Regions from separate parts of the Homo sapiens genome. Here region 1 is linked to region 2. The links are chromatin contacts, found by Hi-C or POLR2A ChIA-PET in ENCODE. All regions are on one chromosome and are shown on one strand. The core of a region is the stretch at or near the end of the contact, and the rest is flanking DNA. Distances in the headings are between cores, read along the strand shown. Region 1 overlaps CECR2 (CECR2 histone acetyl-lysine reader). Region 2 holds the start of ADA2 (adenosine deaminase 2).

Region 1 (7,488 bases), core at 3,539-6,038, 270 kb before region 2:
AGGCTAAGTGTGCAGCTGCTGTGGAAGTTTCGCCAAGTTGCACTGAACTACCAACCCAGCCACTCCAACTCCTAGGTGTACACCCCAGAGAAAAGGAAAACACATCCACACAAAGACTTGCGCACAAATGTTCAAAGCGGCAGAATTCCTAACAGCCAAAAGCTAAAATCTGCGTACATACCCATGAACTGAAGGATTAAGTGTGTATCCACACAATGAAGTATTATTTTACCATAAAAATGAATGAAGTACTGATTCATGCTACAACATGGTTAAAACTTGAAAAATAACTCTAAGTGAAAAAAGCCAGATACAAAAGGACACTTCCCATATGGCTCCAGTTATAAGATGGGCCTACAACACTCAAACCTGTGGAGACAGTAAGAATAGTGACGCTGGGAAGTGGGTGGGAGGAAACAGGGAATGATTGCTAATGGTACAAAGTGTCTTCTGTAGGGTAATAGAAGTATTCTGCAATTAGATAGTGGTGATGGTTGCACAATTTTGTTAATACATAAAAACCAATGAATTGTACACTTTAAAAAAACACAAGGAGGCCTGGCATGGTGGCTCATGCCTGTAATCCTAGCACTTTGGGAGGCTGAGGTGGACAGATCATGAAGTCAGGAGTTTGAGACCAGCCTGGCCAATATGGTGAAACCCTGTCTCTACTAAAAATAAAAAATAAAAATAAAAAAAAAATTAGCCGGGCGTGGTGGCATGCACCTGTAATCCCAGCTACTCGGGAGGCTGATGCAGGAGAATTGCTTGCACTCAGGAGGCGGAGGTTGCAGTGAGCTGAGATCACACCACTGCACTCCAGCCTGGGTGACAGAGCAAGACGCCATCTCAAAAAATAAATAAATAAAAATACAAAGATTAAAAGGATAGAAAATGATCTACCAGGCACAGTAAGCATGAGAAAGCTGAGGATTAATATGAGACAAAGCAGATGTGGAGACAGAGTGTCACATAAGAAGAAATGGAACAACTTCCCAGGACTATATAACAAAGCTACCGCTACACATCCAATAACAGGACACCACAACCCATGAGACAAAATGGGCACAACTAATGGGAGAAATAGATCCACAATCAGAGAGATTTTAATACTGGCTTCTCATTAATAGACCAAACACACACACACACACACACAAAAAAAAAACAGTAAGGAACAGATCTCAACAGTATTACCACTAACATACTAAATCACGAATTTAAATAATACACTTTTGGGTCACAGAAGAAATAAAGGAGAGCATGTTTTAAACAATAATATAAACATCAAAATTCGCAGGATGCAGCCAACTATGGGTTAGAAGGAAATTTACAAGTTTTTTAGGGAAAATTTATAGCTTTAAATGCCTGTTTTTTGAAAAAAGGCTCAAAAACAGTACTCCAAAGAAGCAAAAAAAAAAAAAGAGCAAGCTAAAGCCAAAGTAAACAGAGGAAATAAAAAAGAGAAATCAATAAAATAAAAAAGCAAAGAGTAAAGAAAATTAATAATATAAAACAGTTCCTTAGTAAACATTTAAAAAGTTGATAAGGCCTGGAATGGCTGCTCACGCCTGTAATTCCAGCACTTTGGGAGGCTGAGGCTGGAGGACAACTTGAGGCCATGAGTTCAAGACCAGCCTGGGCAATATATCAAGACCTGTCTCTACAACAAATATGCTTTAAATAAGCAGGGTGTGATGGAGCATACCTATAGTCCCAGCTACTCAGGAGGCTGAAGCCGGAGGACTGTTTGAGCCCAGGAGGTCGAGGCTGCAGTGGGCTATGATCACAGCACTGCACTCCAGCCTGGGTAACAGAGTGGGAACCCTGTCTCAAAAAAGTCAATAAATAAATTAAATAAGCATCCCTAATTTAAAAGAAATAAGTAAAACACTTGGCCAAATATTTCACCAAAAAAGACATATACAAATTTATGGTAAGCACATGAATAACCACTCCACATTACTAGTCATCGGGGAAATGCAAATTAAACCCACAATGAGCTGCCACTTTCAACACAATAGGATTAGTAAAATTAAAAACAGCAGATGTTGGCAAAGATAGGAAGTAACTAGGCCGGGCGAGGTGGCTCATGCCTGTAATCCCAGTACTTTGGGAGGCCGAGGCGGGTGATCACCTGAGGTCAGGAGTTCAAGACCAGCTTGATTAACATGGTGAAACCCCGTCTCTACTAAATACAAAAAATTAGCTGGCGCATGCCTGTAATCCCAGCTACTTGGGAGGCTGAGGCAGGAGAATCACTTGAGGTGGAGGTTGCAGTGAGCAGAGATAGCACCATTGCACTCCAGCCTGGGCAAAAAGAGCAAAACTCTTGTCTCAAACAAATAAATAAGTAAATAAAAATTTAAAAAGATATGAAGCAACTGGACTGTTCAGATATTGCTGGTGGAAACGTAAATGTTGCAAGTGTTTGGAAAATAATTTCACAGTTTAAGTCAAACATACTTTTACCATGTGACCCGCCAGCAATTCCCAAGAGAAATGAAATTAAGTGCACACAAGCATTTGTATGCAAATGTTCACAGCAGCTTCATTCATAATAGGCTCCAACTGGAAGCAACCTAAGTGCTCATCCCAAGAACAGATTCAATAAATTGTGATATATTTTTCACTAGATACAATTTAGTCCCCCACCCCCCTCAAAGGAATAAACCACTGATACAAACAATGGCATGGGTGAATATCATACAGGCACTATGTGAATGAAAGAAGCTGATGTGAGTTCATTTCACACTGTGTGATCCCATTCATACAGTTCTAGAACAGGTTAGGCTCCAACTATAGTGATAAAAATGTCGTCAGTGGTTGCCAGGTGTACAATGTAGGTATGGGGAAGACTGACTACAAAGGAAACTTTCTGGGAAGACAGAAATGTCTATTTTCTTCAGTAGGATAGTGACTATGTGGTGCCCTCATTTGTTACAAAACACTGGCCTATGTTAAAAAAGACACGATGAACGTACTTAACAGAAGTATTGTCATTTCCAAAAAGATGACAGATATTTCTGTAAAGAGAACCCAAAACACTAAATGTTTGTTTATAAGGGATCTAAATTAGGGAATCTATTACGCAATGCTAGATCCATAATTAAAAATTAAATGAGGCCGGGTGCGGTGGCTCACGCCTGTAATCCCAGCACTTTGGGAGGCCAAGGGGGGGCAGATCACCTGAGGTCAGGAGTTTGAGACCAGCCTGGTCAACATGGTGAAACGCTGTCTCTACTAAAAATACAAAAATTAGCCGGGCATGATGGTGGGTGCCTTAATCCCAGCTACTTGGGAGGCAGAGGCAGAAGAATCATTTGAACCCAGGAGGTGGAGGTTGCAGTGAGTCGAGATCAGGCCATTGCACTCAAACCTGGGGGACAAGAGCGAGACTTCTCTCAAAATAAATAAATAAATAAATAAATAAATACATGAAAAATTGAATATACAATGTTGATGAATTACCGTTTAAGAGTGTAAGCCACAGGACAGTGGGTGAAGACCATACTGAAGCACAAATCAGTCTGCGTTCTATAAAGAGCACTCTACTAAAGATGTACGGACAAAAGGAAAAACATTTTAGCAGTAAGTATTATCATCATGAGTATTTAATGAAAAAAATTTTTTTGAGACACCCAGGCTTGTGCATGGCGCGATCTCGGCTCACTGCAAGCTCTGCCTCCCGGGTTCACACCACTCTCCTGCCTCAGTAGCTGGGACTACAGGCGCTCGCTACCAAACCCGGCTGATTTTTTATATTTTTTAAGTACAGACGGGGTTTCACCGCGTTAGCCAGGATGGTCTCTATCTCCTGACCTAGTGATCCACCCGCCTCGGCCTCCCAAAGTGCTGGGATTACAGGCATGAGCCACCGCGCCCAACCAATGAAAAATATTTTTACGCTGCTTAAACCGTAGCTCAAAACACAGTTTGATTCAATCGTAGCTTTACTTTGACAGTGAAGAGCAAATCAGAAGTTCCTATTTTCCACCCAGTGCTCAATTTGCCAGGTTACTTCCCAGTGGAAAACAAAAGTGCTGAAAGAGCCACTAGTTAAATTCCTAAAGTATTTTTATTGATACAGGACCATAAAACCCACTGACCAGATTTGCAATTCCAGGGAGAATATAGAAGAAAAAGTATGTAGTGTTGCAAAGAACGTGTTAGCATCAAATCAAAACTCTGCTTAAGTTTTATATTGAAAGAGAAAGGCAAAGAATTGTCAAAAATGAAGAATCCACATTTCACCATCGAGCTGAAAAACAGAAAGTGAGCAATGCCTTAGATTAGTGACCTTCCAGCGAAGTCCTGGACCAGCAGCGTGCAGCATCAGCACCACCCAGAACTTGCACAGCATGCAGGTTCCCAGGCCCCAGCCCAAGCCTACGGAATGAAACGCTGGTGAGGCCCAGCGATTTGTGTTGTAACCACCCTTAGGTGATTGTGTGGTAAGGCTGGAGAATCACCACTCGCGCTTATTCATACCTTCTGTCTTCTCCCTGCTCACCAGGTATGATAACTTTCCTGAATTGCGATAAGCTTTCACTTGATCTTCTTCGTAAGTTTTCCATATATATGTATCCTTATTTGGTTCTCCTTGCCTTACACTTAATAAGTCACTGGTGTGTATGCTTCTGTGACTTGCATTATTTGCCTAACATTCTTTCTAATGGCCTAGTTTTTCCTGGGGAGAATGCACAGCTGTAGTAAGGCTTGCCCTCAGCTCCTCAAGGCCACCCGCGTTCCCAGCCATGTGGGCTTTCCCAGTGGCTGACGCTTCATCCAAGCCGCAAGGGGCGTCCCCAGAGTGTGACAGTGAACACTAGCATGTGACTGACACGCCCCCAGTGGCGTGTCACATACAGGCACACAGGGTTCCACAGCATCACGGGGGCCTCCTCGGAGTCCAGCCCCACGCCTTACACCCAGGAAAATACCACTTTATACCACTTTATTTTGGCAACAAAATGAACAAATTCCTGAAAAAATCATTTGAATTGAGACTTTATTCTCGATGTCTCTCAGGCTTATACCAGTTTTGTTTTGCCTTCGCTTCCTCAGGTAAAAAAATAAACTGTACTTGATGATGAGGTTCCTTTTACGTCTAAGTTGTTGACTATGAACTGCAGATCAATCTAGGATTTAAAAACCCTTTTAGATGGGCACGGTGGTGCCTGCCTGTCATCTCAGCTACTTAGGAGGCTGAGGTGAGAAGATGGCTTGAGCCCAGGAGTTGGAGGCTGCAGTCAGCTATGACTGCGCCACAGCACTCAAGACTGCGCTGAAGAGTGAGATCTCGTCTTCAAAACAAAAACAGAACAAACAAAACCCACGTTTTAAAGCAGAGGTCCACAGAAATAACTGATTTCTACTGAAATCATATAGATACTGCAGATATTTCCAAATAGCACTTATGCTCACTGAGATCTGAAGACAGTAATTTTGGGAAATTAGCTCTGCTGTTAGATGAATACAACACTAACTATATCAAAAATTTCATTCTTCAATACTTTACTTTCTTTTCTTTTTTGGAGACAGGGTCTCACTCTGCTACCCAGGCTGGAGTGCAGTGGCACCATCTCCACTGCAACCTCCGCCTCCTGGGCTCCACTGATTCTCCTGCCTCAGCCTCCCGAGTACCTGGGACTACAGGTGTGCGCCACTGTACCCCACTAATTTTTGTATAATACTTTTTGTAGAGCCGGGGTTTCACCATGTTGCCCAGGCTGGTCTCGAACTCCTGAGTTCATGTGAGCGGCCTGCCTCGGCCTCCCAAGAGTGTTGAGATTACAGGCGTGAGCCACCACGCCCGGCCAATACTTCACTACTTTTCAGTATAATTGGGTTCGGGTGTAATCTTATGATTTCAAAACATTATTTTTAGATGGGGTTCACAGGCTTCCTTAGTATGTCAAAGAGTTAAAAATCCTGTTTTCAAGGAAAACTGTTTTACTTAACACTTTTCTCCTGTACTTCTCATTGACAGCACGGGGCTGCAGTTAGGAGTCGGAGGTCTAGGAAACAGATCTGTACTGTCTCAATTACCAGCTGTGTAACCTTGGGCAATTTATTTAACTTCTCTGTGCCTCAAATTCCTCATCCCTGATGGAAGGATGGGAGAGGACTTTCTATTAGAGGGCTGTCGGAAGGATTAAATGAGTGTTCTTGAGAAGCAGTTGGCAGCGTCCAGGACATAGGACATGCTGGCCAGTATCATTTCCATGAGTAGACAGTGTTATGCTGTCCTGTAAGTGCAAAAACCTCAGGTTGGAGAGTACGGTTGAAAGGAAATGTGGCTTCTATATTTCAATTTTAAAGATTAGATTGAGTCAGTGGAACTGGAATAGTTAACTAGCTTCCTAAATACAGGAGTCGGAAAATTATAGCCCGAGGGCCAAATCTGGCCTGATGTCCTTTTTTGTTGAGACACACTTTCGCTCTGTCGCAGAGGCTGGAGTGCTGTGGCATGATCTCGGCTCACTGCAACCTCTGCCTTCCAGGTTCAAGCAATTCTCATGCCTCAGCCTACAGAGTAGCTGGGACTACAGGCGTGTGCCAATACACCCGGCTAATTTTTGAATTTTTAGTAGAGACGTGGTCTCGAACTCCTGACCTCAAGTGATCCGCCCACCTTGGCCTCCCAAAGTGCTGGGATTACAGGCTTGAGACGTTGCGCCAGACCTCCTTTAAAAACAAAACAAAACAAACAAACAAACAAAAAACAGTCTATAATAATGGTTTTTATATTTTTTAATGGTGGGGAAAAAAAATTAAAAAAAACAACAACAGAAAAACAGTCTTTCCTGGCAGGTGAAAATGATACAAAAGTCAAACCTCAGTGATTAGAAAGTTCTAATAAGACACAGTCACTATTGGTTTTTCTGTATTGCCTATGGCTGCTTTCATAGTGACAGAGCTGATTACCTGCAACACAGAGCCTAAAATACAAGGTGGGTGTGCACCTGTAACACTAGTTCCTCAGGATCAGGAGGCTGAGGCAGGAAGATTGCTTGAATCTAGAAGTTTGAGGCTGCAATGGGTTAGGATTGGTCGAATGCACTCCAGCCTGGGGAACAGAGTGAGACTCTGTTGCAAGTGAGGGCCTAAAATAGCCACGCATTGCTTAACATAAAGGATATGTTCTAAGAAAGGCATGGTTAGGTGATTCTGTTGCTGTGGAAACATCATAGTGTATTTACATAAACCTAGATGGTAGAGCCTACTACACACCTAGACTATATGGCATAGCCCACTGCTCCTAGGCTACAAACCTATACTGCACCTGACTGTACTGAATACTGTAAGCCACTGTAATGGAATGTTAAGGATTTGTGGATCCAGACACATCTAAACATAGAAAAGGTATAGTAAGGACATGGTACAAAAGATTTTTAAAATGGTGTATCTGTATAAAGCACTTGTCATGAGTGCAGCTTGCAGAACTAAAGTTGCTCTGGGTGAATCAGTAACTGAGTAGTAAATGAA
Region 2 (6,454 bases), core at 3,528-6,027:
TGCCCCAACTCATAGAGCAATTGAAGGGGCTCTCACTGGTACTGTTGGAGTATCTTGTTCTTCAGTCCCTAGACCACAAGAAGTAAAGCATTAGAGGGAGAGGATTGCTGGAATTTAGACCTACCCAGAATGACAAGTGAACTGCATAGGAAGGGACAGAAAAATTATATAAAAATACATACAAGCAGAGCAGTCTGAAGCCATTTAGGACAGGGGCAAACAAAGCTCCACACCTCACTGGCATTGGAAATAGAGTGATAATGCAATAGCAATAGAAAGTATTATGATAAATGCTCATAATAATGATACCAAGTCCTCAAAAAAGATCAAATTATGTTCACTGCACCCTAAGAAGCCAGAAAAAATACTAGAAAGATTTGTGCAAGGAAAATTACTTATGCTGGGCTGGGCACGGTGGCTTACACCTGTAATCCCAGCACTTTGGGAGGCCGAGGCGGGCAGATCACCTAAGGTTGGGAGTTGGAGACCAGCCTGACCAACATGGAGAAACCCCGTCTCTACTAAACAAAACAAAACAAAACAAACAAACAAACAAAAATTAGCCAGGCGTGGTGGCACATGCCTGTAATCCCAGGTACTCGGGAGGCTGAGGCAGGAGAATCACTTGAACCCGGGAGGCGGAGGTGGTGGTGAGCCGAGATCATGCCACTGCACTCCAGCCTGGGCAATAAGAGTGAAACTCCTTCTCAAAAAAAAAGAAAAATGAAAATCATTTATGCTGTGTAATTGTATAGTTGCTTTATAGTTTTAAAAATATTTTCAGCCAGGCACAGTGGCTCACGCCTGTAATGCCAGCACTTGGAAGACTGAGGCAGGTGGATCACGAGGTCAGGAGTTCAAGACCAGCCTGGCCAAGATGGTGAAACCCCGTCTCTACTAAAAATACAAAAAAAAAATTAGCCAGGCATGGTGGCAGGTGCCTGTAATCCTGGATACTCGGGAGGCTGAGGCAGAGAATTGCTTGAGACTGGGAGGCAGAGGCTGCAGACAGCCAAGATTGTGCCACTGCACTCCAGCCTAGGTGACACAGCGAGACTCTGTCTCAAAAAAAAATTTTCACATATATTATTTCATACATACACACACACAAAAAACTTACTTAGAAAAAAAAAACTTAGTAGGAGGCACATGACATTTTTTCCTTCTTGCAGATTAAAGCTTTGAGTTTTATGGATATTAGGACATTTTCTTCAAAACCACATAGCAGTTCAATGAAAGAGCTAACTTTTCTGCTTCCTAAAAATACTTTGGTGTTTCAAAACACAAGTTCCCAGTGTCTGGAAAAATCACTTATGCCTGGTAACGTCTATTCCTGGGCTCCACTTTTGCTAATTGTGTGTTCCTCCAGGGATCTGCTTCCTTGTGCCCGGTGACTCCCCCACTACTTCAAAAACCTTCCATTTTCTTGCTGCCAGGGAAAGCGGTGTGGTGGAACCCACCTGGGCCTGCAAGGCCGTGCTATGCTTGTTACTAGCTGTGTGACCTTGGGCAAGTTACCTTACTGCCAGGTGCTTCAGGGTACGCCTCTCTCAAGTGGGGATTGCAATAGTCCCTACCTTATAAGATTGCTGCAAGGATTAAATGAGTATATATACACACACACACATACACACACATATTTGTATATACTCATTTATAGGTATGTATTGCTGTAGGGATTAAATGTTATATATATATATATATATATATATATATATATATATATATATATATACACACACACATACATATATAATTCTTAATATGCCTTAGCAATTATTATTTCCATTTTCTTAACTCTGGGTCAGAGAATCTTATTTACCTCATATAACAATCATATATGCAGCACTTTAAACCACTGGTAACTCTGCTATACTCTGTTATAGGTTGTGCATAGCATATAATTCATGATATTGGTGTGAAGAAAGGGATGTTTTAATGAAAATACCTCTCAAATGTTTGTGTAGCCATAGATGATCTTTAATTCTGAAAACCTCTCCTGTCTCCAATTCTGAGGTCATAATCCACCTGTCTCTTCAGGCATCTTTCTGTTGAGGTTTAGTTTTGCAGTCACTAAAAGATGCCTTTGTCCTGTTTTTCTGCCCTGCAGATTTTCAGGTTCTGAACACAAGCCCAGTTTCTGCTTCTGATGATCATTTTCAATAGAGCATAAAAAACAGAGCCATGTTCCACGTTTTTACGGCCTCTGCACTTGGCAAAATATTCTTCCCGAATGGCCTCACGTGTGCTCCCTATCATCACGCCTTTTCAGCTAGGCAACGCTCAGAGTCACACCTGAGTGGAGGCCGACGCCCCTTTGGAGGCGACTCCAGCCATAAAAAGTCCTGCTTGGAGCTGGTTTTAGCCACAGAGGGCCAATAAATGGCCCCTTCTGAATGAGGTGCCCCTGCACCTCTGCAGAGCCTGCTGCCAGCCTCCAGGATCTAACTGGGCTCTGATTCACCGCTCCCAACCCCACATCCAGGTAAGTGTGCCCAGCTCTTGTCTCTGCTTCCACCTCAAGATCTGAGTCTCCACTCCCCAGAACCCGGCAGGTTCTGCCTGACAAGGACCTGCAGTCCTCTGCCAGCTGCCACACCCTTGCCAAGGTGTGACTTGGAGTCCTGGAGCCACCTTCGGAGATGTGAAAATTAGCTCCTACTTTTAGCTAAAGCGTTTGGAAAGAAAAGCTTGATCTTTAGCTTTGACCTGGTCTTTAAAAAAACCCTTCAAGGGGAACATCACACACCAGGGCCTGTCGGGGGGGTCGGGGCTGGGGGAGGGATAGCATTAGGAGAAATACCTAATGTAAATGATGTGTTGATGGGTGCAGCAAACCAACATGGCACAGGTATACCTATGTATCAAACCTGCACATTGTGCACATGTACCCTAGAACTTAAAGTATAAAAAAAACCCACAAAAAACCCTTCACATGATTTACTTTCAGAATTGGTGGTTTCCCTTTGTGCGGCGCTGGAATCAATCTTGTTTCTCCTTATTACTTGCGGTGCATTCTGCTTCCTCTAACTTTCAAAAAATTAGTGTTAAACTCTTTTTTTTTTTTTTGAGACAAAATCTCACTCTGTCATCCAGACTGGAGTGCAATGGTGCAATCTCAGCTCACTGCAACCTCCACCTCCAGGGTTCAAGCAATTCTCCTGCCTCAGCCTCCCAAGTAGCTGGGATTACAGGTGCGCACCACCACACCTAATTTTTGTATTTTAGTAGGGGCTGGTCTCGAACCCCTTCCATTGTGATCCACCTGCCTCGGCCTCCCAAAGTGCTGGGATTACAGGCATGCACCACTGAGCCCAGCCTAGTCTTGAACTCTTGATGAGGGAATCCCTGACCCCTCTGTGTTTTCACTTTGGGATTTCTTCCTGTTTATTAAATGAATGACCTTGGTACTTTTTGGAGAAAATGACAAAAAGGAGCATCAAGGCTCCAGATGTATGGGAGCTGCAGAACTGAAACTGCCGTGGGCTTTTGGGGGTAGATTTGGGGTCTTGGGGGTAGATTTGAGTGGGACTGGGGAGGAGTGGGGTGCAATCGAGTCTTTAGACCATGCATGTGACATGGAGGTCCCTGGTGTAGCCTCCCATGTCTGCATTTCTAATTGGCTTGGATGAGGCATCCCAATAGTTACTTCTAAGAATAGTCATGGCTAATATTTATCAAGAGCTTTCTATGTGGCAGGTACTTTGCATGTGTTTTTCCTTTAATTCTGACAATGGACCCTCTGTGGTGGGTGCTTTTATTATCCACATTTTCAGATGAGGAAACTGAAGTATAGAGAGTTGAAACAACTTGGTCGAGGCCCCACTGCTACAGTGCTAAGGCCAGCTACAAAGCGAGGTCTGACTCTGACCGTCCTGGGTACAGGAGCCTTGTCTGCTCCACTTGTCCCTTGGAGCGTTGTTCTTGCTGGTCCTCTTCACACCCCAGCTCTTGTCTCCTACCTCCTGCCCCCTCTACTGTCCTGTCCCCGCATCCCTGATTTCCCCCCTAAAACATATATTTTATTATAGCTACTTTTTACTCTCTGTCTAATGGGTTGCCCCACAGTCCACAATCACATTTTGAGGAAGGAGAACTTCCCAGAGTTCATGAACAGATTTTGGAGTGCCTCTTTGCGGTGCTTGTTTCCAAAACCAACATGCTGTGGACCTTTCAAAGACACAGTACACACAAACACACACACACCCTCCCTCCAACACAAATAAACCCACATGCGGCCGGGCATGGTGGCTCACGCCTGTAATTCCAGCACTTTGGGAGGCCGAGGTGGGCGGATCACCTGAGGTCAGGAGTTCGAGAGCAGCCTGACCAACATGGTGAAACCCCATTTCTACTAAAAATACAAAAAATCAGTGGGGCATGGTGGCGCACGCCTGCAATCCCAGCTACTCGGGAGGCTGAGGCAGGAGAACTGCTTGAACCCGGGAGGCGGAGGCTGCAGTGAGCTGAGATTGCGCCATTGCACTCCAGCTTGGGCAACAAGAGTGAAACTCTGTCTACAAAAAAAAAAAAAAAAAAAAAAAAACAAACCCCACATGCACATAAACCGAAACACACACGAACACACAAACACCCACATGAACATGCGCACAAGCCCCCCACATCAAACTCAGATGCACACAGCAAGCATGCATGTAAGCCACACACTTGCCACTCTGGCTGCCTCAGCACTGCAGAGCCCCTCTCCCCGGCCTCTAGTTGGATCCCTGGTGCACACTGGAGGGAAATAAAACCTACCCCAACAGGAAGTGAAACAGTTGGTGAGCTTTTCCGGTGCTCTGCACAGATGCTGGGGCGCTGAGCAAACAGCCCTCAGTTTCTGGAGCTGTTCCGAGGTAACTGGGGTCCTTTGGGAGCTGTGGGATGATGAGGTTCAGGAGGTAGCTGGGAAGTCCGGAGCTTGGGCTTGATCCACCTGCACCTCTCCCTGTCTCCATCTGAGCTGGGTCTGAGACTCTCAGTGGAGGAGTAACAGGCTTTCTCCCAACAGGCTTTTGAAAATGGGCCCAAGGGCATTTACTCAGGACCACAGATGCATGTGGCCTACTCCACTGTCACCAGGCTGGAGTGTGGTGGCACGATCTCGGCTCTCTGCAACTTCTGCCTCTCGAGTTCAAGCCATTCTTGTGCCTCAGCCTCCCTAATAGCTGTGATTACAGGCACCCACCACCACGCCCGGCTAATTTTTGTATTTTTAGTAGAGACGGGGTTTCACCGTGTTGGCCAGGCTGGTCTTGAACGACTGACGTCAGGTGATCTGCCTGCCTCGGCCTTCCAAAGGGCTGGGATCACAGGCAGAGCCACCACACCCAGCCTCCTTTCTTCTTAGTCTGGAAGCAAACTACTTTATGAAGTTTTCATGCATCCTCTTTTAAAAGTAAAAGGAAAATCTTGTGGAGGAGAGAAGATGAAGTAGATATAGCAATAAATTGTGAATAAGGATTGTTTTTACTAGTATTCAACCAGGCAGGTCTTGACCACCATTAGATAAACTTCTGTCTGGCAGCCTGGAAAAGTTCACAGTTGCTGGGACACAAATGCTTTTGGGGTCCTTCTTGGAGAGGATGGAGTTGAAGATTTGGGAGCTTGATGGCCTTTGTTATGTGTCACCAGGGAGACAGGGACAAGGGGCGGGGCTGTTGATGGAGAATGTGGCATGGGGTAGGTGGGATGGTGACATAGAAGTCACCGTGCTCCTGCCCTAGAGATTTTAGTAGCAGGCAAACACCGTGGTCAAAAAAGAGAGTCAAGGACTTAATGAAGTTAAAGGGGTTCTGCTGACGTCCAGCACTCTGATTTTGGGGGTACAGCTTCTGCCATAACTGCATATTGCTGATACTAGTTCCTTCTTAAAATTTTCTTTGCTATCTGATGTACTACAGAATAACTGAGCTGGGAAGAATCTTGGATATTAAAATGATTTAATGAGTAGCAAACTTTCCATTTTTGTCATATCCTTGCACCTCTATTTACTTAATATTTTTCTTTAACTTAAAAATTTTTCAACAAAAACAATAATAGTTACGATATCATGGGTTTGATGTGCTAATACATGTTTTAAAATTACCTATCTGTCAACATAACCCCTATCCATTTGTGAGCCACCTAAGATTGTATTTATGCCACTGATGATATTCATGCTGCACTTGGAAAACCACTGATCTTGTCCAAGTTACCTTTTTTGTAGGTGAGGACACTGAGATCTGGAGACGTTAGTGATTTGCCCAAGGTTGCACAGTTAGAATGATACTAATTTGAGGCTGTTCCTAAGGTCTCCTAATTTACAGTCTTGACATGTTCCAGTATGCTGTATCATACTTTCAAGTGTAGAGAAACAATCGTTTTATTTTCATTTTAAAAATTTTATTTACGTATTTATTTTTGAGACAGAGTCTTGCTCTGTCACCCAGGCTGGAGTGCAGTGGTGCAATCT

The links. A loop is a pair of places that touch in the nucleus more often than their neighbours do. ChIA-PET counts read pairs that join two places held with the same protein, here RNA polymerase II (POLR2A). Pooled maps may share reads with other maps.
Region 1: a pooled map shows a loop between it and region 2 (4-fold over the local background). The contact joins the enhancer-like site here to the promoter of ADA2 in region 2. A Hi-C loop is called at or near these places in 4 of 168 maps with a recorded cell type or tissue (heart left ventricle and heart right ventricle), 5 of 37 single-sample maps with no recorded cell type and 7 of 50 pooled maps. POLR2A ChIA-PET finds 5 or more read pairs at or near these places in 3 of 52 experiments (T-cell, activated CD4-positive, alpha-beta T cell and activated naive CD4-positive, alpha-beta T cell).

The regions. Positions count from the first base shown.
Region 1 is chr22:17,483,816-17,491,303 of GRCh38, reverse strand. The region is part of intron 2 of CECR2 (CECR2 histone acetyl-lysine reader); the gene reads right to left. Among named protein-coding and RNA genes, the nearest start is that of SLC25A18, 76 kb to the left of the region's middle. Within about 2 kb of position 4,788, at least 3 of the 41 ENCODE cell types and tissues checked have a DNase peak (open chromatin) inside an H3K27ac peak, as active enhancers do.
Region 2 is chr22:17,217,758-17,224,211 of GRCh38, reverse strand. ADA2 (adenosine deaminase 2) reads left to right here and starts at 4,777. Exons shown (of 10, transcript NM_001282225.2): 1 at 4,777-4,856. RefSeq lists enhancers at 4,990-5,119, 5,130-5,199, 5,040-5,400.